Linked DNA regions of Homo sapiens: all the other regions are linked to region 1. The links are chromatin loops, found by intact Hi-C in ENCODE. Cell type or tissue: heart right ventricle. All regions are shown on one strand. Region 1 overlaps TPST2 (tyrosylprotein sulfotransferase 2). Region 2 overlaps TPST2 (tyrosylprotein sulfotransferase 2). Region 3 overlaps TFIP11 (tuftelin interacting protein 11).

Region 1 (8,000 bases):
TTAGTCTCTGCCCCAAACCTGCTAATCAGAATGTGCACTTTAGCCGGGCGCTGTGGCTCACGCCTGTAATCCCAGCATTTTGGGAGGTGGAGGCAGGCAGATCACTTGAGGTCAGGAGTTTGAGACCAGGCTGGCCAACACAGTGAAATCCCGTCTCCACTAAAAATACAAAAATTAGCCGGGCATGGTGGCAGGTGTCTGTAATCCCAGCTACTTGGGAGGCTGGGGCAGGAGAATCGCTTGAACCCGGGAGGCAGAGGTTGCAGTGAGCCGAGGTTGTACCATTGCACTCCAGCCTGGGCAACAAGATCGAAACTCCATCTAAACAGAAACAAAAACAAAAACAACCAAAAACACAGAATCTGCACTTTAACAAGTTCCCCAAGGGGATCATATGCATGTTAAGATCTGAGAGGCCTGGGTACTCAACTTCATAGGCTGACATCTCACGTCAGAGATGTGGGTTACTTTTTCTTGCCTGATGCCTCCACCAGAACGTAAACTCCAGGACAACTAGGACCTCGTTGCTTCTTAAATCTTGCACCCCAACATCCAGTTGAGGGTTCTCATGTGTCCTTATTCTAGTGGAAGACGTCACTCAGTGGCTATCCGTGCAGTGCTGGGATCAAGGCATGACTTCCACTGACAGCCTCTGAAGTTGGGCAGATGGGCTTTGAGTCCTGGTGCTGAATCTCAGGCCTGTGTGACCTCGGGAAAGTGACTATTTCCAAGCCTTGGCTTCTGGGAAATGGCGTGGTCAATAACAAATATCTCACTGTGGGGAACAACAGTTAGGTAGGGGCCTGTACCAGGTAAGGTGGCACGGCACCCTAGCGCCCAGAGACAGGAACTCCCCACACAGGGAGTATGCAATGGGGACAACCTCCAGTCCCAGCACTCTGGGAGGCTGAGGTGGGAGGATCGCTTGAGCCTGGGAGGCAGAGGTTGCAGTGAGCCGAGATCACACCACTGCACTCTAGCTTGGGCAACAGAGCGAGACTCCATCTCAAAAAGGAAAAAAAAAAAAAAAAAGAACAAAACAAATAAAAGGCCAGGCACAGTGGCTCACACCTGTAATCCCAGTACTTTGGGAGGCTGACACGGGCAGATCACTTGAGGTGAGGAGTTCAAGACCAGCCTGGCCAACAGGGTGAAACCCCGTCTCTACCAAAAAAATACAAAAATTAGCTGGGCATGGTAGTAGGCACCTGTAATCCCAGCTACTCAGGAGGCTGAGGCAGGAGAATCACTTGAACCGAGGAGGCAGGGGTTGCAGTGAGCCAAGATCATACCACTGCACTCCAGCCTGGGCGACAGAAGGAAACTCCATCTCAAAAAAAAAAAAAAAAAAAATGCCTTGAGGGCTTAAAATGGCAGACAGGGTATCAGGAGGCCTCAGACAACCTCCAATATCCTAGAAACACAGAGCTGGAAGGGCTCTTGGAGCGTGTCAAAAAAAAAAAAAAATTGTGCCATGCGCGATGGCTCACACCTGTAATCCCAGCACTTTGGGAGGCCAAGGCAGGCGGAGTTCGAGACCAGCCTGGCCAATATGGTGAAACCCTGTCTCTACTAAAAATACAAAAATTAGCTGGGCGTGGTGGCATGCGACTGTAATCCCAGCTACTTGGGAGGCTGAGGCAGAAGAATAGCTTGAACCCAGGAGACGGAGGTTGCAAGGAACCAAGATCATGCCATTGCACTCCAGCCTGGGCGACAAGAGCGAGACTTCGTCTCAAAAAAAAAAAATTGTTTTTAAAGCAATGGAACTGCTTATTCAGGTGGCACGAGGCAGGCCTAAGGCATCCTCAGATCCCCTGAAAAGCCGCACTTACGTGACAATGGGGAGTAGGGGGAACCACAGTGACTGGGAGAGTCCAGGCCACCTAAGGGGCAGCTTCAGGCCACTCCAGTTTGGCCTAAGCTCCTGGGTTTCCAAGAGAAATGAGAAATCAGAATTTTTCTCTAGAAATGTTTGAATGTTGACTCAATTTTAAAAACACACACGTAGCATGGGAGCTCAACAAAAAACATGCAGCAGGGTGAACTCACCCATTTAACATGTACGGAAACTGGGGCTCAGAGAGGGGAAGCTCCTTGCCCAATGTCACACAGCAATTTGGAGGAAGAGTTGGGACTTGGCTGCTTCCAAGCTCTGCTGTGCATGAGAGTGTGGGAGTGGGAGGAACAGAGCGAGTAGGGAGGAGTGGGTGGGAATCTGGACTTTACAGGCCAAGAGCCCTGCATGTTCTGATCATCAGGGAAGGAGTGTGGACAGAGGGATGGAGAGCGGATCAATATTTATTCAGAATAGTTATAACAACACCTGATGTTTTCTGTGTGTTTTCTATGTGCTAGGCCTTAAGATGGGATATCAAGGAGGAGTAAGAATGAGAATTCAGAGTGTAGAGTCTGGGCTGGGTGTGGTGGCTCACGCCTGTAACCCCAGCACTTGAGAGGCCAAGGTGGGATGATCGCTTGAGCCCAGAAGTTCAAGGTTATAGTGAGCTATGATTGTGCCACAGCACTCCAGCCTAGGCAACAGAGCAAGACCCTGTCTCAAAACAAACAAACAAAAAAACCCAAAACAAAAAAAAAAGAAAGATTCTGGATCCAAATCCTATGTCTCCCACTTCCTAGCTGGGTGACCTTGTGCAAATTACTTCACCTCTCTGAGCCTCAGCCTGTTCACATCATATGGCTGTTGGGGGAATTAAATGAGTTAAACCACATACAGTGCCTAGAACAGTGTCTGGCACCCAGTAAGCCCTGTTGATATTGGCTGTATTTATAATTGTTGCCTTTTGACAGACGGAGGAACTAAGGTTCACAAACGAACATGTTCAAAATTCCAAAGAGCCTGTTTAACCCCAGGGCCTCAGCTTTTGCCTGGTACCAAGATAAGTGCTTTACCACCATTCCCTTCCATCCAGCACCCCTGGAAGATAGGTCCTACTTATACCTGCATTCAACAGATGAGAAAACCAAAGCATAGAGAAACAGCCAACAGCCCCAGAAAGATGTGGAGCACCTGGATTCTAATACAGGCCAGTGCCCCCTAGCTCCCTATCACACTGCCTGCTTTCTGGGCTGCCTGCCTGCTTTCTGGCTGCAGAAGCCCCAGTCAAAAGTCTTACTGATACAAAGTCACTCGGCAGACGGGCTGGCTGCCCGCCATCTGAGCACATAGGATAAGAAGTTTCTCCCTGGGCCATCAGCCCCAGACGTTCCCTAGGGCCTGTGGGCACTGCCTCTGAGGTCCTTCCCTGCAATTTCTGGGGGCTGGCCAAGATCTCAAGCAGCTCTGAATGAATCATTCCCACAAATCCTCCTCTGGCTGCAGTAAAGGGTGGGGGAGACCTGAGAAGTGACGGGAGGGGACAGTCATCCCAGATCTCTGGAGGGGCCCCAGACCGGGTACATGCAGGTCCTCAGAGGGCACGGGGACTTGCAAGCAATCGGAATAGGCAGCAAGTCGGGGAGCAGGAGCTGCTGCTACCCAGAGAAGCTTCCCTGGTGCCACGTGGGGCATCAAAGCCACACAAGCCACATGCATTTTTCCAAGAAAGTACATTCTGGTCACCAACCCCAGGCTGTGAAGCTACATCTGATCTGCCACTCTTACTACAAATACACCCACAAAGTCACATCAATAATACATTTCAGGCCAGGCGTGGTGGCTCACACCTGTAATCCTAGCACTTTGAGAGGCCGAGGCGGGCGGATCACAAGGTCAGGAGATCGAGACCATCCTGGCTAACACGGGGAAACCCTGTCTCCACTAAAAATACAAAAAAATTAGTCAGGCATATGCCTGTAGTTCCAGCTACTCGGGAGGCTGAGGCAGGAGAATGGCGTGAACCCGGGAGGTAGAGCTTGGAGTGAGCCGAGATCACGCCACTGCACTCCAGCCTGGACAACACAGCGAAACTCCGTCTCAAAAATAATAATAATAATAATCATAATAATACATTTCAACAGCCTAACCGATCCCAAGGCACCACCACATCTTAGTTCTGAATGGTCTATGCCCATTCCTCAGTAGGGTACACTGACACCCAGAGAGCGGCAGTTCCTTGCCTAGGGAGCCTTCCCACCCCGTCTCCATGTCCCTAGGCTGCTTTCTTTCTTTCTTTTTTTAATATTTAATTGATTTTTATGTACTGACCTAATACCCTACAATCTCGCCCTGTTGCCCAGGCTGGAGTGCAGTGGTGCAATCTCAGCTCTCTGCAACCTCTACTCAAGCGATCCTTCCACCTCAGCCTCCCGGCTATCTGGGAATACAGGCGCGCACCACCACGCCTGGCTAATTTTTGTATTTTTTGTAGAGATGGAGTTTCACTATGTTATTCAGGCTGGTCTCAAACTCCTAGGTTCAACCAATCCATCCACCTCAGCCTCCAAAAGTGCTGGGATTACAAGCATGAGCCATGCACCCGGCCTAGGCTGCTTTCTTAATGCACAGGAACTCAGGATTTTAAAAGGACAAGGAAAGGCAAGTATGCAAAAAAGAATAAAGTCACGAGGTGCCAGATACAGCGGCTGGGAGGCGTGGTCTTAACACCATTCCCAAACAGCAGCTGCCCAGATGAACCAAGTTGTCAGGAAACTGGAACACGCAGATAAGTGCTGGTCTAAGTTCCTGAACCAGCAGAGTACAGGTTCAAGCTGGGGTGAACTACCTACCTTCTCAAGGAACTCTTCCTCTGTGAAAACGCTGGGTTCTGACCTGAGTTCTTCCGGTGCAGCCTCTTGCTGAAGCAAAGAGTGTGAAGGAAGAAACACAGGGTCCTAGGGGTGGGGAAGGTGCTGAGAGGAGGGGGAAGATGTCTGTGTGTGCAGAATGTTCACAGATGAAGCGTCTGTAACTCAGGACTGCTCATCTCAGGCCTGGGGGGTGGCCCCTCTTGAAATAAGCAGCAACTCACATAGGACACTCCGGTGGCCACCCAGAGAAGTCACCTTCAGAGTAGCGTGGGGGGTTCCAGATAGGGTGTGGGCAGGACCAGACTTAATTTTGGGGTCAAGGGACAAGTCTTCCCCTTCAGTTATGGTCTAGGAGAGCCATGGAGGGTCTCCCTGGCCTCCACAAAGCCTCAGCTGGCAAGGGGGCTCCAGGCTGGCCCGGGATGGGAAGATCCGAGCAGCTTCCACCTTCCTTTCACCCCCTCCTAATACTGTGTGCCAGCTCCTGGGGTGGGCTCTGTAAGCCACTGGGTCCTACACTGCCTCTCCTTGCTTCGGTATTTTCACAGAGTCTTGCTCTGTCACTTAGACCGGAGTGCAGTGGTGTGATTGATCTTGGCTTACTGCAACCTCTGCCTCCTGGGTTCAAGCGATTCCCCTGCCTCAGCCTCCCAAGTAGCTGGGGTTACAGGCACGCACCACCACACCTGGCTAATTTTTGTATTTTTAGTAGAGACGGGGTTTCACCATATTGGATAGGCTGGTCTCGAACTCCTGACCTCAGGTGACCTGCCCACCTTAGCTCCCAAAGTGCTGGGATTACAGGTGTGAGCCTCCGTGCCCGGCCTGAAAATAGTTTACAACTAACACATCAAAGCCAGTGATTTCAAGGGTTATGACTGCTTCAGAGAACACTAAATGTATTTAAGATTATTGGAACCCTCATACACTGGTGGTAGGAATATAAAATGGTACAGCTGTTCTGGAAAAATAGTCTGGCAGGTCCTCAACAGGTTAAACCTGGGTGCAGTGGCTCACACCTATAATCCCAGCACTTTGGGAGCCTGAGGTAGGAGGATCGCTTGAGACCAGGAGTTCAAGACCAGCCTGGGCAACATAGTGGGACCCCTATCTCTACAAAATAAATAAATAATAAAATAAATTAAAAAAATATTTAAAGGTGAAACCTAAAGTTACCTTACGACCCAATCATTCCACTCCTAGAAATATACCTGAGAGAACTGAAAATGTATGTCCAAAGACCTGTACATGAATGTTCATAGCAGTATTATTCATAATAGTCAAAAGTTAGAAACAACCCAAACATCCATCAGCTGACAAATGGATAGAATGTGGTATATCCACATAATAGAATATTATGCAGCCATAAAAAGGAACGAAGTACTTAAAAAAAAAAAAAGGAATGAAGTACTGATACAGGCTGCAAGGGGCTGAACCTTAGAAACATTCTCTGAAGTGAAAAGCATCAGATACCAAAGGCCACATAGTATATGACTGCATTTATATGAAATGTCCAGCACAGGCAAATTCATAGAGAATTTGAGAGTCAGTAAGTGGTTGCCAAGGGATAGGGGAAGAAAGGATTGGGGAGTGACCATGAAACAGCCTTTCTTTTGGGCATGATAAAAATGTTCTAAAATTAGACAGTGGTGATGACTATGCAACTCTGAACATCCTAAAAATTACGGAAACATATACTTTAAAAGGGTGAATTGTACGGCATGTGAACTGTATCTCAACAAAGCTGTTATAAAAAAAGTTTGCATGAGATTTTTAAAAATCAGGTGATACAAAGATGTATATTAAGTAAACAACAGTACAATTGGGGTTCAGTGGGGTGGGGGGATTCAGAAATGACCCAACAGTTCCTTTAGGACAATGAAATAAACCCAGCTTTACAGTTATGGAAACTGAGACTAGATCGGAAGGAAAATGCGTCGCCCGGGCCACATCACTACTAAATCCGGTGTGTCACAGATCTGTTCAAATCCAGAAGCCTACCCTCGCCAGCAGACCACCCTGCTGAGATGAAAGGGTTATCACATGGAGGCTAGGGAGAGGTGTCCACCCACAGCCCAGTCTGGCAGACAGACATGCAAGGGAATGTCTGTTGGGAAGTGAGAAAAAGGGCTGGCTAACTCTGTGGGGTTCAAAACAGGAAGCACCCAACAATACCAGGAGAATGCCAGGGAAGGCTTCCCGGAGGAGGTGCTGCTTGAGGGGGCTTCTGTAGGATAAGTAGGAGTTCAACAGCCCGCCTCCTCAACATCCCCAAGGACATTAAGTCAGGAGGCCTGTGAGTGAGTTTCAGCTCTGCCACATCCTAGCTGTGAATCCTAGGGTCACGGGCAGGTGACCTCTCCAAGCCTCAGTCTCCCCATCTGTAAAAGGGGAAGGGGGCAAGAGGTTAGGCACGGTTCTTTCTAATGACTCTGCTGAGGTGGATGGTTCCTTCCCTAGGGAACGGGCCTTTGAGTGGGAATGCCAGACCTCGACCTCTGTCCCATCTAACAACGACTCTGCCAGGTCAGGCGTGCTCAGCCTCTGAGCCCATGCTCCCAGTCCCCTGCTACCAGTCCCAGTCCCGGCTTTCCGGGCACCTCCCATCCAGCTCACACCGAGAAGCGGAGTTTACGGAGGGAGGTTGGGGGTTGGGGTGGGATCCTCGGGTCAAATTCCTCTCCACTCCTCACCAGTGACCTCCAAGTTCACTAGGGCTCCCCAACCCAGTGCTCCCAGCGCCCACCTCCCCAGCCGACGATTTCCGCCCCCAACGCCTCCACTTCTGACGCTCCTCGCAACTCCACGGCTGCTGCAAGTTAACTTCCACGCGCCCTGGCGCCCGCCTGGGGGTCCCCGCGCGCCTGGGCGAGGTTGGGGACTCCGGAGGCGGGGACGCGCCGCCCTCCCCCCCAGTCCCCCCGCCAACAGACGCTGAGCGTCTCCCAGGCGCTGGGTCCGAAGCGGGAAGCGTGGTAACGGGGGCCCGGTGGATGCCGCACCCCGCGGAAAGCGCTCGGGACGCCGAGCGGGTGCGGATCCCAGAACCGCGCGCCCGCGCCGCCTGCCTGCCTCCCAGATCCCAGCTCCCAGCCCCGGAGCCCGAGCAGTCGCGCCGGGCCCGGAGGCAGCCGCCAGGACGGAGGGCTGCCAGGCGCCCGAGGCCGACCCGCACGGCCCCCAGCCCGCGCCCCCGGTTGCAACCCGAGGCCACCCCCTGCCGCCCCAGGGCCACCTACCGTGGCGAGACGCGGCGAGGCAGCCCCACGCACCCAGCGACTCCCGGCTCT
Region 2 (8,000 bases), 57 kb before region 1:
CTGCCTTCCAAAAGCCTCATATTATCATGAGATATAAGGCAAGGAGGTATGGGTAAAACACCTTAACCCTTAAAGATACAAACTTATTGTAGGCCCAGTTGGTCCCTCAGCATTTGGGGACTGTGCTATAAGGGTTAACTCAGCAGGCTTGAAGTGTCCAAACCCAGCACATCTCAAAGAAAAAACTGGCCTTAATGGGCTCCTGGGAGATAACCTCTAAGTCCTTGGAATATCCTCCCAAGTAGGGGTGTCTTTGTATACCTCAGGCCTTGGGCCATACCAGGCCAGATAGTTTGTGCTAATAATGTGATTTATGGTGGGGACCTTGGGCCATGCTGTATCATTTTGACCTCTGGAGCAGCTGGTGATTAAGTAACTAAAGTCGGTCATGTGATTGCCCTATGTGACTGACATGCAATAAAAACCTAGACCCCAAGGCTAGGGTGAGCTTTCTGGCTGGTAATATTTAGTACGTGTTGTCACATATCATTGCTGGGAAAATTAAGTGTGTCTGTAAGACTCTACCAGGAGATGACAACTGGAAGCTTGAGGCCGGTCTCTCCCGGACTCTGCCCTATGCACCTTTTTCTTTTGTTGATTTTATTTTGAGATGGAGTCTTGCTCTGTCACCCAGGCTGGAGTATAATGGCACGATCTCCGCTCACTGCAACCTCCGCCTCCCAGGTTCAAGCCTCCTGAGTAGCTGGGATTACAGGTGCACACCACCACGCCCAGGTAATTTTTGTATTTTTAGTAGAGACGGGGTTTCACCATGTTGGCCAGGCTGGTCTCGAACTCCTGACCTCAGGCGATCTGCCTGCCTTGGCCTCCCAAAGTGCTGGGATTACAGGCGTGAGCCACTCCACCCGGCCTCTTTTGCTGATTTTAATGTTTATCCTTTTGCTGTAATAAACCATAACCATAAGGATAATAGCTCTTCTGAATTCTGAGTTCTTCTAGCCAATCATCGATCCTGGGGGTGGCCCTGGGGACCCTGACACAGGAATTCAGCTGTGCCTTACATGCACCTATATTCTCCAGCTTTTTGCTCATCACAAATCTACCTGACAAAATCCAGTATGGAAAGAAAAAAAAAACCCTATTCATTCAGTAAAGTAAGGCACAAACAAATGAGCCTCTGTTCACTTTATTCAAAGAGTATTTTTTTCCTCTGTGAAACTAGGTAGAACTGAGGAGGAATCAAAGAAAGCCTCATATATTAAACTCTTAAATAGATTCTTTGAATTCAAAGTAAGGGTCAATAGGAGAGGCACAGGTTGTGGGCCTTGTCCCAGCAAACAAAGCCACCAAGGCAGTCCTGCAAATTAAGGAGGATGGCAAATCTGTCTCTTAAAAAAAAGTTCTTGAGGGGAAAAATATAAAATACCTAAGTTTCAAAAGCCGGACTACTTCCATACCCTTCATTCTCTACCCTGGAGTGTCCAGAGATAGAGAGTTTCAAGGTACGTTTTCAATGATTCAGCTTTTGCAAACATATGCAAATACATTCCTCATCAGCAGTCCTGTTTTGGCGATTAATAGCAAGCAATATGCTTGGATTAGAGGTCCGATTTCCACTTAAATGCATTTTCTTCTCTTCTTGGCAATGAAGTCATTTGCGGAGATCTGAAAGTGGGGAAGACTGTGTTAGGCTCAGAGTAACAATTCTGAAATAGATCATTTATATTTATACATGTGATTGCAGAACATACTGTCTTCATCCATTCGCATAAGCATGTAATGTTTTAAGAATGCATCCCAGATGGCCAGAGAGAGTTTAAATTTAAAAACGTTTCCTGGGTTCTTCCCCACATCTCATCTTGCATCCACTTGACCTCAAATATACACTTTTCTTATGGACACAGAGCAAATGACAGTGATTATGTGATAAATACTGATGAATTCTTGGAGGCAAGAGAAGGACTCATGTTTGTTCAAGGCCAACTCTGTACCCAGGATTCAGCTAAAGCACCTCTATATGGTATCTCATTTAAACAGTAAAACAAGTAACAAATCTGCTTTTGTCAATGAGAAGGTCCAGGATTCTACTAATGATCTGCAGAAAGGCAGCGAGGGAACAGTTAGTGAGGAACAGGGAGGAAAGCTGTTTTTCATGAGAGGGTTCTTTTCTTTGGAATAGAACTATGGGATCTTGGGTAGGTGTGGTGGCTCATGCCTGTAATCCCAGCACTTTGGGAGGCTGAGGTGGGCAGATCACTTGAGGCCAGGAGTTTGAGACCAGCCTGGCCAACATGGTGAAACCCCGTCTCTACTAAAAATACAAAAATTAGCTGGGTGTGGTAGCGCACACTTGTAACCCCAGCTACTTGGAAGGCTGAGGCACGAGAGTCACTTGAACCCCAGAAGGTGGAGATTGCTGTGAGCTGAGATCGTGCCACTGCACTCCAGCCTGGGGAACAGGGTGAGACTCTGTCTCAAAAACAAAAACTCTGGGATCTTAGTGCAACTCAAGATGGGAACCCTAATAATGACAGAGTCCTTGCAGGTTGGAGCAAAGTAAATTGAAAGAAAAACTAAAACATATGCTGATTGTTTAAAAATAGATACAGAGACTAAAAATAAGAGTCCAAGCTGGAAGGTGTTTCCATGTAAAATAACCTCTCTTGAGGTTTCCTTTAACCTGATCATAGAGGCTGGGGGACAGAAGGAAGTGAGCTCACTCATGCAGCCTTAACTCCAGTGCCCAAGTCCACAGCGAGGGCCCAGCACTTCACGGTTTCCAAGCACTCCCACCTGGGCCAGCTCACGCCATCTCATGGCCAACCTCAGAGGTGGGCAATGATGAATCCCCATTCTCCAGATGAAGAAAACAGGGGCTGAAGGGAGTTAAACCTGGAGATCTTAAATCTTTGAATTACCAAGTTCAAAAAAATCCCTTTCCCCACCCCTTAGTAGAATATGGATGGATAAATGTGCACTTAAAATCATTCACTAAAAGCAAACCTGGGAGGAATTCTGTCCCTTGGTGGCTGTGTAGCCTTGGGCAAGTCAAAGCCCTTCCTTCTCTGTGCTTTGGTTTTCTCTTCTGTAAAATGGAATGATCATGTCATCCGCCTCCCAAGGATGCTGAGGGTTAAATGAGTAACACAGGACCAGTACCTGGCCCAACGGCCATGGGGGTTATTCTTAGAACAGAACGACTTGTGACTGTTATTAGAACATTAATTGCTCTGGCCCAACGCTGATGCTGTTTTTAGAAGCCAGACTGGCAGACAGCATTCTGTGCAAAAATGGTTCCAGAATCTCCCCCTCCCCCATCATAGTGGTGCTTCCTGCCCTGTCCCCAGTGTCAGACAAACCTTTTTCTGGTTGGTTCAGCGTTAATCCCTCTCCCTGTCCTTGATCCAGAGCTAGAAAACTAAGCCTTGATTCTATAAATAGCACCCCCAGTCTGTCACCATGGAAACCTCTGATGGGGCTGGGTCAGCCCACCCTAGTGGACATGTCTACCCCAGGGAGGCTCTGGAAGGACAGAAAAGTGGCTTTTCAGAAAAGTGGCTCCGGGGCCACCCAGAAGCAGCGGGAACCCCCAGTGAAGTCCACAGGCTTACCTGGAAATCACGAGCTTCCTAAGTGGGAGGAGGTGCTGTTCTGGTTCACCTGGAGAAAGACAATACACAGAAGAAGGGGTCACGGCCAGGTGAGGGATGCCTTGCTGTATTGAGGGTCACCCCTCAGCATCACTGAGTCATGCACATGCTTATTCACGTAGTATTTACTGTACATCTACTATGTGCCAGGTGCTGGGATAGCGTGGTGAGCGGGACAGACCCAAACCTAGGATCACGGAACTTACGTTCGAGTTGAAGAAAAAGCCTACTGAACACGCACAGATGCAAGAAAATGTCAAACTTGGGCAATATGACAGGCTGCTATGAGTGATCAGTATCTGTGCTACTTCAAAAACGGTGGCCAGGAAAGGACTCTACAAGATGGCATTTCAGCTGTGGTATAATAATAAATATTTGTTCATTGTCCCCAGTTCCTGGCACATAGCTCCCCAAACTCTTGGAATCTCTGAAGGAATAAGGGTATCTTGGCCGGGCGCCATGGCTCATGGCTGTAATCCCAGCGCTTTGGGAGGCCGAGGAGGGTGGATCACCTGAGGTCAGGAGTTTGAGACCAGCCTGGCCAACATGGCAAAACTCTGTCTCTACTAAAATACAAAAATTAGCCGGGTGTGGTGGCGGGCACCTGTAATCCTAGCTACTCAGGAGGCTGAGGCAGGAGAATCGCTTGAACCCGGGAGGCAGAGGTTGCAGTGAGCCAAGATCATGCCACTGCACTCCAGCCTGGGTGACAGAGGGAGACTAGGTATCAAAAAAACAAAAACAAAAACAAAAAAAAAACAAAACGTATCTTTTGCATGCTAATGACATGACTAATGGCTGGGGGTCCCTAGATAGCTTCAGGATTAGGGGAAGGGGTCTCAGAAAGACCAAGGCATGATTAGAGGGTTGGAACTTTTTTTGTTGTTTGAGACGGAGTCTCACTGTGTTGCCCAGGCTGGATGGAGTGCGGTGGTGCAATCTTGGTTCACTGCAACCTCCGCGTCCTGAGCTCAAGCAATTCTCCTGCCTCAGCCTTCCAAGTAGCTGGGACTACAGACGTGTGCCACCACGAATGGCTAATATTTTTTGTATTTTTAGTAGAGACAGGGTTTCACCATGTTGGCCCGGCTGGTTTTGAACTGCTGACCTCAAGTGATCTGCCTGCCTCAGCCTCCCAAAGTGCTAGGATTACAGGCATGAGCCACCACACCCAGCCAGAAGGTTGGAACTTTAAGCCCCACCTGCCTTCTCCCCTCCCTGACCTCCTGGGAGGGGAGAGGGGAGAGGGTCTAGGGGCTAGGAGCTGGAGATTGGGCAATCACCCATGACCCATGATTTAATCAGTCATGCCTCTATGATGAAATCTCTAAATGACAGAATTTGGAAAGCTTCCTGGTTGGTAAACACATTGAGAGGCTGGGAGGGTGTCATGCCGGGAAAGGGCATGGATGTTCTGTGACCCATCCCCCATACCTCACCCTACGCTTCTTGCATTTGACTGTACCTGAGTTGTATTCTTTTTTATGAGACAGGGTCTCACTCTGCCACCCAGGCCAGAGTGCAGTGGCACGAACATGTGCCACATGTGCCATACCCAGCTAAGGCTTTCTCTTTTTTGTAGGGAGATGGGGTCTCACTGTGTTGGCCTTGAATTTAAAAAAAAAAAATTAATGCGATCTGAGAGCTAGGGACCATGGCTTTTGAGCATTTCCTGGTTGTTTGGGGAGAGGTCCCACTCCCTTTGTGGGAATCAGAGATCTATCTTTTGCTGACGTCAAGAAAGTAGCCAGAATTAGTGAGCACTAATTTAGTATTTGTTTTAACCAAAAAGATGATGTAGGCAGAACAACACAGTGGGGATGAGGAGAATTATCCACAAACTGAAACTTCTCATTTTTGCACGTTGCCTTCGTTTTTGTTGTTGTTGTTGCTGCTGTTGTTTTTAAGAGACAGGGGCTCCAGCGATCCTCCCACCTCAGCCTCCTGAGAACCTGGGACTGCAGGCATGCCACTGCACCCAACTCCTGCGTGTTGCCTTTTTTTGTCCACCTGAATATGCATTTTTACATTAGTTGCAATTGTATAGTATGAGCTGCTTTGTTTTGCTTTCTTACTATTTTTTCATCATTTGGGTTTCACTAGCACCATTTTGGATGGCTACAGATATTCTGTGGAGTGCATGTACCACCGTTTACTGACTGCTTACCTAAGAATGGTTCCAATTTTTGCAGTATTTTAAATGACATCACATCCTGATTCTGCCTCTCTTCTGTTGGGTACTGAAGCTCTACTGAATCATTCCCTTAGAATTCACTTCTAAAAAATGGAATCATGCTTGAACCCGGGAGGTGGAGGTTGCAGTGGGCTGAGATGGCGCCACTGCACTCCAGCCTGGGTGACACAGTGAAACCCCATCTCAAAAAAAAAAAGGAATCAGCAGGAGCAGGTGGAAGGGTTCAGATCTTTTGAAGACTCTTGAACAACAAGGCTAAAAGTGTTTTACAAAAGGGTTGGGGTCAGGAGCAGTGGCTCACGCCTGTAATCCCAGCATTTTGGGAGGCCGAGGTGGGTGGATCACTTGAGGTCAGGAGTTCGAGACCAGCCTGGCCAACATGGCGAAACCCCTTTCTACTAAAAATACAAAAATTAGCCAGGCGTGGTGGCCGGTGCCTGTAATCCCAGCTACTTGAGAGGCTGAGGCAGGAGAATTGCTTGAACCTGGGAGGCAGAAGCCGCAGTGAGCCGAGATCACCGCATTGCACTCCAGCCTGGGCAACAAGAGGAAAACTCCATCTCAAAAACAAAAACAAAAACAAAAACAAAAGGGTTGGGCCAGTTTATACTTCCTGCCGTGTATGACATATGCAAGATGTCTAGCTGACCTGGGACTGGTTTTTGTTGCTTTTAGGAACAAAATATGAAGGAATGGCATACCCCCACGCTCAGGAGGGCTGCCCTGCAGATAAGTTTTGTCAAGCCTCTATTTCCAACCCTCATCTCCCTACTGTCCTCCACTGTGCACATAATGTCATTCTGGATGTTGTAAAAACTGGAAATGGTCTTGAAGAAGCTGTTTAGTAAATGGTAGCACATGCATTCCACAGAACACTACGTAGCCATCCAAAATGGTGCCGGTGAAACTCAAAAGATAGGAAAATATTAAGAAAGCAAAACAAGGCAGTTTGAACATGAAAATTGCAATGAACATTCCTGTAAATCACATTGGGGTAGAAACAAAGAAAAATATAATTGCAACGAATGCAAAAGTGCATACGCACTCCAGAGGTTTCGGCCACACTCCCCACTTTCAGGCGTTTACAGTTCCCTCTGCCGGGAAGCCTTTTCTATCCAGATCTTTGTGTGGCAGACCTAGTTTTAATCCTTCAGATATTGGCTTATGGGTGCTTTCCAATATCAGTGACCAATTCTCTGATTATCTGGATACCAACTGGGTGTTCAACAATTCAGTTCAGTTCTGACACCAGCTCCCAGACTTACTTAGCATCAGCTGCCACAGATTAAGGGCCCAGTTCCACGACTGCCCCACTTTAGATGCCAGCTGCAATGGGGTGCGCAGGCTATCCACACTTCTTCCCAGCCAACTTCAAATCTGGAGGTTCCCACAACCCCCACTCTGGTTTGATAATTCACTAGAACAGCTCACAAGACACTAGGGAAAACACTTTACTAACTGCTACCTGTTTATTATAAATAATACAACTCAAGCTTGGACAACATGCCAAAACCCTGTCTCTACAAAAAACACAAAAATTAGCCGGGCATGATGGTGTGTGTCTGTAGTCTCAGCTTCTTGAGGGGCTGAGGTGAGAGGATTGCTTGAGCCCAGGAGATTGAGGCTGCAGTGAGCCATGATCACACCACTGCACTCCAGTCTCAACAAGAAAGAAAGCCCAAGAAAAAGTCCCCACGAAGTCCCTCCAACTGCATTCAAGCCGGAAGACGAAGTGAGAGGCTGCTTCCTGGCAGAAGGGCCACTGAGATGTGGCCCCAGCTGGATCAGTGCTTAGAGACCCTCTGGTCCAGCACGCATCCCCACAGCCCTTTATTTTTTATTTTTATTTTTTGAGATGGAGTCTCGCTCTGTCGCTCGGGCTACAGTGCAACGGCGTGATCTCAGCTCACTGCGACCTCTGCCTCCCAGGGTCAAGCGATTCTCCTGCCTCAGCCTCCCAAGTAGCTGGGATTACAGGTGTGTGCCACTACGCCCGGATAATTTTTGTATTTTTAGTAGAGACGGGGTTTCACCGTTTTGGTCAGGCTGGTCTTGAACTCCTGACCTCGTGATCTGCCTGCCTTGGCCTCCCAAAGTGCTGGGATTACAGGCAGCCAGCTCACATCCCCCTTTTTATAATGGGAAAACCATCAACCAGAGTGGAGAAGTGACACATCTAAGGGCATACAGCCAGA
Region 3 (8,000 bases), 84 kb before region 1:
ATAAGAATGACACAATGGACTTTGGGGACTCGGGGAAAGGATGGGAAGGGGGTGAGGGATAAAAGACTACAAATTGAACCAGGCACGGTGGCTCACGCCTGGAATCCCAGCATTTTTTTGGAGGCCAAGGCGGGTGGATCACGAGGTCAGGAGATTGAGATCATTCTGGCCAACATGGTGAAACCCTGTCTCTACTAAAAATACAAAAATTAGCTGGGCGTGGTGGCGTGTGCCTGTGATCCCAGCTACTTGGGAGGCTGAGGCAGGAGAATCGCTTGAACCAGGCAGTTGGCGGTTGCAGTGAGCTGCGATCACGCCACTGCACTCCAGCCTGGTGACAGAGTGAGACTCCATCTCAAAAAAAAAAAAAAAAAAAAGACTACAAATTGGATTCAATGTATACTTCTCAGGAGATGGGTACACCAAAATCTCACAAATCACCACTAAAGAACTTACTCATGTAACCAAATACTACCTGTTCCCCAAACCCTATGGAAATAAAACATTTCAAAAAAATTAAAAAAAAAAAATTCATAGCCAAATGAATTTAAATTCCTAAAGCACTGTCAGCATGAGCAGAGAATTAATCAAGGCCAGCACTGCTGCCTTCCCCCACCTTCAGCAATCCTTCCCAACCCCCCAGGAGAAAGGAGCTGGGGTACAGAGCCCTGCTCTGTGGTGTACCTGTGAAAGGCATCTGCTGAGAGGTCCTGTCCGCCATGGGACAAGAGCTGGTCATTCTCTAGGAGGCTTTTCCACTTAGAGATGATCTCGGTGCCATAAGTGCAGTCCTGAGGAGAAAGGTGAGCAGTTGAGGGGCAGCGGGCTCTCCAGCCCTCCCTGCCCATTGAACCAACTCATCAAGCAAGGGTAAGCCCAACCGAGAGGCAGGGATAGGTTGATTTTCCCAGCAACTCACTTTGAGGGGATCCCACTCCTTGAAGTACTCCTTCATGAGTGGATAGACGATGGCCACAGCAAGGTCCACACGGTCGGACATCCTGTACTCCTCATAGTACTTGTCCTGCAGGGTTTCGAAGATGCGGGCACACTCGTCCAGGGTGAGGGGGTTGCTGCAGTCGGGCTGCATCCGCCGCTCGCACTCCTCCACCATCTCCAGGACCTTGCTGAGGTTCGAGATGACCCGCTCCTCGTGGTCCAGGACCTCGGTCATCTTCTCCAGCTCGTGGAAGAGGTTGACCACCATGTCCCGCTCATACTGTAGCTGCCGGTCATTCTGGATGATCTCCTGCTCCGTGAGGTCGATGAGCAGCTGCAGGTTGTGCTCCAGCTCGGGCAGCGCGAAGCCGGGGGCCTTGGCCTCTTTGCCAGACTGTGGCAGCTGTTGGGACTGTAGCGGCAGCCCATCATCGGGAACGTTGTGCTTGTGGCTGATCTGACTGTAGCTGTAGTAGACCTTCTGCTCCCGGCCTGTCATGTCTATGACCTTGGAAAACATAGAGGGATGAAGGTTAACACCGCTGCAGCCCTGTTAAACACACAGCTAAGCCCAGGGGAAGGCCCCATGACAGGGGAAGTGTGTAGAAACCACATTATTCAACAGAGCTGGAGAAGGGCAGTGTTGTAAAGTGGGAACCATACTGTCCTAGCCTAAAGGAGACTCCAGGGACAAAATCAGATGCAGCAAGCAGTTCTAGGTTGGATCACTGTGAACAAGCCAGATGGAGAAGACTTTTTAGGGAAACATGAAATTTAAATAGGGACTGAGTATTAGTAGATGTGAAAATTTATTTTAATGGAAAGGTAGAAGCTGTACTGATCAAAGAAGGTAACATACAATCAGAATATCACATTTTGATTTAAAAAATGCACATAAGCATAGAAAAAGATCTAGGATGTATAACAAGATGTTAACATTTGGTAATCTTGGAAGGATGGAAAATATTTTCTACATTTTTGCCTATTTCCTAATTTTCTAAAATGTACTACACACTGCTGTGTAATAACAAAGTTTTTTTAAATTTAATTTATTTATTTATTTTGAGACAGAATCTCGCTCTGTTGCCCAGGCTGGAATGCAGTGGCACGATCTCAGCTCACTGCAAGCTCCGCCTCCTGGGTTTAAGCCATTCTCCTGCCTCAGCCTCCCAAGTAGCTGGGACTACAGGCGCCCGTCACTACACTTGGCTAATTTTTTGTATTTTTAGTAGGGATGGGGTTTCACTGTGTTAGCCAGGAAGGTCTCAATCTCCTGACCTTGTGATCCGCCTGCCTCAGCCTCCCAAAATGCTGGGATTACAGGCATGAGCCACTGCGCCCAGCCTTTTAATTTTAAAACAAAATAAAATATACAAAAGGCTAACTGAACAAAGGCAACCTAGACAATGAGCTAATTCCAATATTTTAGGAAAACAGGAAATGTGAATACGGACTACACTTCTGAAACAGAATGATTCATCACCACTTTTTAAGTAAGAGTGTGATCCATGAACCACCAGCTTTAGACTCACTGGAGGAAAAAAAAAAAAAGAGTCCTGAGGTTCAGTCTAGACTCAATTCCTGGGAGGCACCTAGACACTCTTATTTCTTATCAGGTCGTCCAGATAACAGCACGTTTGAGAACCCCACTAAAGGCTTTCTTTGAGGTCTATGACACACTACATATCCTACAGCAAATGACAACAGGCAACTGTCACCACTGTTCTTTGACTACTTGGAAAAGTAACGGAAAACTTTTTTTTTTTTTTTTTTTTTTTGAGACGGAGTCTCGCTCTGTCCCCCAGGCTGGAGTGCAGTGGCACGATTTCCGCTCACTGCAAGCTCCGCCTCCTGAGTAAATGCCATTCTCCTGCCTCAGCCTCCCGAGTAGCTGGGACTACAGGCGCCCACCATCACATCCGGCTAATTTTTTGTATTTTTAGTAGAGACGGGGTTTCACCATGTTACAGGACGGTCTCGATCTCCTGACCTTGTGATCTGCCCGCCTAGGCCTCCCAAAGTGCTGGGATTACAGGCGTGAGCCACCATCCCCAGCCAAGTAATGGAAAACTTAATACACTACATGGACGTAACAGTGGCTGAAAATTTAATCTATCTTAAAAAAAGAAAATACTCAATGCTGGCTAAGGAGCCCTGGGGACTCTCTCCTGCCCTCCTGGTCAGAGAGAGTTAATACAACCTTCTGAGTATTTAAATGCCTTAAGTACTTTTGTATTCAACATGGTGATTGCACATGTACATGTCTATCCTTAAAAAATGTCTGAAACAAAGACAAAGTTTTATATACAAACTAACCAGCCAAAAACCCAAACTAAACCAGATAAAAGCTAAATGTCTAACAACGGAGGTAGGATCAAATAATACAGCACAGCCACTCTCTGGAATTACGTGCTCATTATAAACACTTTGCACTGAGTTTTTAATAACAAGAATGTTATTAAATTCACTGATGTAAGCTCCAGAAACACAGGAACATCATTTGGTTTACCAGTGTAGTGCCGTGAAGAGTGCCTAGCAGAGAAGGAACTTGGTAACTATTACTAAATATGGGAGTGTAATGAATAGGAACATGATATTAATACTATGTGAGCATGTTCCTATTCATTACACTCCTATAAATAAGTGAGAAAAGCAAGGTACCAAAAAAAAAAAAAAAAAAAAAAGCCTAGCTAAAAGATCCAAAAAACCCTCGAACATGTTCAGTGATTATTTCTGGGGTGTGGATCCTGTACCAGGTGTCCAAGGGCCCCTGTACCTTGACTTGAGAAAGTTCCTTCTGGGGAGCAGTGAGCTTCTTGCTAATCCTGCCCTTGGCCTTCAACTCTTCCACGGTCTTGTAAGAGTATTTGGGCTTCTTCTTGCTTCCACTTGGGTCTTTCCTCCACTGGCTCAGCTCCTTCTGAAACTCCTGAACCAGAAGAATACAGTCAGATGCAGCAAGGAACAACCACTTTTTACCACAGGTGAGGTAGCTGAGACCATTAGCAGATGTCACCATTCACTGTCTTAGATTTATTTACAAGCTCTATATGAAGGAAGGAAAGGATGCACCTGCAAGACACCAAAACTATCTAATGATACTCCTTGACCCCATTCGCCCTCTTACAAATAATGAGGTTCAGAAGGCAGGTACACCAGATGGGAGGGAGAAACAAAAATAAAGATAAACGAAACAACATTTATTGAGCATCTACTATGGGCAGGCACTATACTACTTTTAAATGTACCTCATGTAAAACTTAGAAATGCAATGTAAAGGATTTTTTAAGCACACAAAACCTTGTTTCTAACTTTAAAATGAAGATAAATAAGCAGGCCCTAACTCTCAAAGCAAAGGTGTCTCTTACAATCAGGGTCTGCAAAACCTTTCTAGAGGAGGAGCTAAGGCAAGCTTGTCCAACCCGCAGCCCAGGACGGCTCTGAATACGGCCTGTTTACGAACACAAATTTGTAAACTTTCTTAGTGTGACGGTAGTAAAGTCCAGCCCACAGAAGTTGGTTTTGGGGTTGTCACTATGTTTTTCTCATACTGGTTAAGACTTGTCATTTTTTCTCTAAAAGTATCTAGACATCTGGCTACTTTGGGAAAATCAGAGGATCAGGCAATACTGAGCCCACATCCTCATAAGCAACAATCACCTAGAGCTGAATAAAGATTTACCTTCTAGACAGACTACAGCCTCACCTCTGTGCCACAGTCCCCACCACTCTTTATTGTCTAGCACCTGGCTCATCTTACTTGCTTCTGTGGTGTGCCTGGCACCTGTAGGCTTCTGAGAACACCTGACTCACAGTGGTCAATCCCACATTTATCAAATAACTCTTTCATGAAAAGGTCAGTGACATGAAGAGTAACATGTCTCTTTGCAGCATCCTGCTTTCCCCCATAAATTCAAACAGGAAAAGAGTAATACTTCAATCAAGAGAGCTGGCCCTTTCTATCACTGGGGAAAAGGGACACACAGCTGCCAGCAGATGGCTCCCTGCTGCACTTGGGATGAAACCTGAGCACCTAAAAATGGCTGTCATGGCTGTCTTGTGGACCACCCACCCCTCTGAATGCACTTCCTTCCCCTCTGCTTTGTGTACCGCCCTCCCACCGCAAGGGCTTCCTTTATGGTTTCTTAACCACCAAGCTCAGAGCCTCTCAGTGTCCTCTGGCTTGTCAGCTCACCCTTCTGCCAAGTCTCAACTGAAATGTTTCCTTTCCCAAAAGGTTTCCCTGACCAGCCTATTTATAAAAGTAGGTCAACACCACCTCCCAACCCCCAGCCTTATTTTCTGTCTAGGCAGCTCCTGGCACCTTCTGCCATTTCAACTGCCACTTCCACACCACAGCTGCTTGTTTACTCTCTGTCCACCCTAGCCCTCTCATCATGGTGCACCTAGCCTTCAGCCCAGTACCTGGCATACGGTACATGTACAATAAACATCTGAGGACTAACAGAATGAAGGGATAAATGAACAGCCATTAGAAATGGACAGGACACCATCCACCCATGTCTCCTGACTTCCAGTTACCTCTTCAGCTTCTTCCTCTGAGTCAACCACAGGGAAGTCTTGCATGGACTGAGTGGTGCGCTCGGATCCATAAGCCCCCACAGCACCTTTTCCCTTTCTCTGCTTGGCTTCAATTGGGTTAATGATACCTGAGGAATTTCAGCAAAAAAAAAAGAGAGTCTTACGATCACAGCAATTCATGTATGTGAATCAGCCACTCAGTGAAATGACAGTTTCTTGCTCCTTCCACAAAATAACATGCTACTCAGGAAGGAGAGCTATTCTCTGCCCTCAGAACACTACTCTTGTCCCTTGTGATTTGAAACTTATGAGCATTTATGCTACCACAGAACAGTCTGCTGACTAGTTTATTTATATCCCAAATAGATTTCCATTTCCACTTGGATTGTTTAGTGGACAGGAAGAAAACAGAACACTACATTTATAACTGAGAACTCCAGCACACTAAATTCTATGCTTCACTTCTTTGGGAGCCTCTATTAGGGAAAATGCAATAATTCCAATACTATACTGATTCTGACTGAAGTGAAGCTGCAATTTAATATAAGACTCCTCACATATTTTACTTAGGAGTTCCTATCTCCTGTGTTTAACTTTTTTATAACAAGTTTAAGCCCTGGAAATAAACGTTGTTTTTCTCATAAAAGAGTTTACGAATAGGACCACAACATTTCAATGAAGACGTTCCCCTGACTCCAAATTTTCCATCCCTGCCCCCCTTCCATTTAGTTCCACTGAAGTCTTAAATAAGAGCTATCCCTGGGCCAGATGTGGTGGCTATGCTTGTAATCCTAGCACTTTGGGAGGCCAAGGTCTTGAACCAGCCTGGGCAACATAGTAAGACCCCATCTACAAAAAAAGAAAAAATTAGCCAGGCACAGCAGAGTGTGCCTGTGGTCCCAGCTACTTGGCAGGGTTGAGCCCAGGAGGTTGAGGCTGCAGTGAGCTATGATCATGCCATGCCATTGCACTCTACCCTAGGTAACAGAGTGAGACTTTGTATCAAAAAAAAGCAAAAAAACTGTCCCCTCATTCTCATTCAGTGTATCTTTACTCAAGTTCATGTATTTTTCATGTACCTAATGTTTTCAACACATAACCTGGATTTCACTTTAATAATTATTTAGAGGCCAGGCGCAGTGGCTCACACCTATAATCCCAGCACTTTGGGAGGCCGAGGAGGATGGATCACTTGAGGTCAGGAGTTCGAGACCAGCCTGGCCAACACAGTAAAACCCTGTCTCTACCAAAAATACAAAAATTAGCTGGGCGTGGTGGCGGGTGCCTGTAATCCCTGCTACTCGGGAGGCTGAGGCAGGAGAATCACTTGAACCCAGGAGGTGGAAGTTGCAGATGAGTTGAGATCGTGCCACTGCACTCCAGTCTGGGTGACAAGAGTGAAATTCTGTCTCAAAAAATAATAATGTTATTATTATTATTTAGAGACTGGAATTTGAATATGTAGGATACATTTGATTATATCTACTTGGCAATCATGCATAGGAAATAGCTCAAGAAGAGGGGGAAATGTTCCTGTAGGAAGAATCCAACTGTTTGGTTTGAGAGGCTTTGGTCTCAAGAAGGTAAGAGTGTGACAGGGGCTGTGTCTCAATGGGGCTGGCCATGAGAAGACAGGAGGAGACTGGGCTACTAGAGGAAGATGGAAGTAACCAATGCAGGATTTGCTCAGCCAGTTTTATAGCCATATGGCTCTAGCTATTACAAAAACTATGCACGATGTTTTACTGATATTCCTGAAGGACAAATAGGGTTATTTCCACAAAATTAAAACCCTTGTGAGTAGGGATGGCAAACTCAAATGACTCTGGGACCAAGAAAAGTTCCTGTGGGTTGGGGTGGAAGACAACAGGGGGTAATGGAGACTGCCTCCAAGAGAAGGCCATGTCCATCGTCCCAGGAGCAGTTCTCACTTGCCTCAACTAACTACTGCCAGGCAAAATCTAGAATTTTAGGTGAAATTGTCTGTTTTTTAAATATTAGCAACTAATTCATTTTTGTTTTTATTTATTCTATTTATTTATTTATTTATTTATTTATTTATTTATTTATTCAGGGATGGAGTCTCGCTCTGTTGCCCAGGCTGGAGTGATCTCGGCTCACTGCAACCCCCACTTCCTGGGTTCAAGCGATTCTCCTGCCTCAGCCTCCTGAGTAGCTGGGATTACAGGCACATGCCTCCACACCCAACTGATTTTTGTATTTTTAGTAGAGACGGGGTTTCACCATGTTCATCAGGCTGGTCTTGAACTCCTGACCTCAAGCGATCCACCACCCGCCTTGGCCTCCCAAAGTGCTGGGATTACAGGTATGAGCCACCACACCCAGCCTCATTTTTGTTTTTAGAAGCACTGGTCAGGACCAGAAAAAAAGCCTGTTTTCAACCTGTTTGCAGCCTGTTTTAGACCCTAACCCTTTCCTTGCTGTTGAAACAATTACTTATTTAACTTGAGCTTTGATAAAGCAAGGTAGCTTAGGAACGCAAATGTCTTGTGCTGGCA

Evidence for each region. A loop is a pair of places that touch in the nucleus more often than their neighbours do. Peaks named below come from ENCODE experiments on the same cell type or tissue, not always from the same donor. Only the 100,000 strongest peaks of a DNase experiment are listed, where the experiment ranks them.
Region 2: it touches region 1 in a loop (2.2-fold over the local background); 49 of 110 quality-filtered maps call a loop at or near these places.
Region 3: a loop joins it to region 1, with 3 times the contacts of the local background. A loop is called at or near these places in 56 of 110 quality-filtered maps.

The regions. Positions count from the first base shown.
Region 1 is chr22:26,582,104-26,590,103 of GRCh38, forward strand. It overlaps TPST2 (tyrosylprotein sulfotransferase 2), which reads right to left. Exons shown (of 7, transcript NM_003595.5): 1 at 7,950-8,000. Among named protein-coding and RNA genes, the nearest start is that of TPST2, 4.0 kb to the right of the region's middle. RefSeq lists an enhancer at 7,227-7,727 and silencers at 7,574-7,753, 7,764-8,000. In heart right ventricle, CTCF peaks have their summits at 3,053 and 7,781; DNase peaks (open chromatin) are centred at 3,139 and 7,284; H3K4me3 peaks cover 2,080 bases; H3K27ac peaks cover 3,580 bases.
Region 2 is chr22:26,524,642-26,532,641 of GRCh38, forward strand. TPST2 (tyrosylprotein sulfotransferase 2) reads right to left here. Exons shown (of 7, transcript NM_003595.5): 6 at 3,573-3,621; 7 at 1-1,626. The coding sequence ends at 3,580. Among named protein-coding and RNA genes, the nearest start is that of TFIP11-DT, 16 kb to the left of the region's middle. In heart right ventricle, no CTCF peak of the experiment used is centred here; a DNase peak (open chromatin) is centred at 3,169; H3K27ac peaks cover 4,847 bases.
Region 3 is chr22:26,498,185-26,506,184 of GRCh38, forward strand. TFIP11 (tuftelin interacting protein 11) reads right to left here. Exons shown (of 15, transcript NM_012143.4): 7 at 5,482-5,609; 8 at 3,716-3,868; 9 at 920-1,447; 10 at 685-791. Among named protein-coding and RNA genes, the nearest start is that of TFIP11, 10 kb to the right of the region's middle. RefSeq lists a silencer at 4,855-4,924 and an enhancer at 7,896-8,000. In heart right ventricle, CTCF peaks have their summits at 4,905 (motif pointing right) and 5,105; a DNase peak (open chromatin) is centred at 5,107; H3K27ac peaks cover 2,474 bases.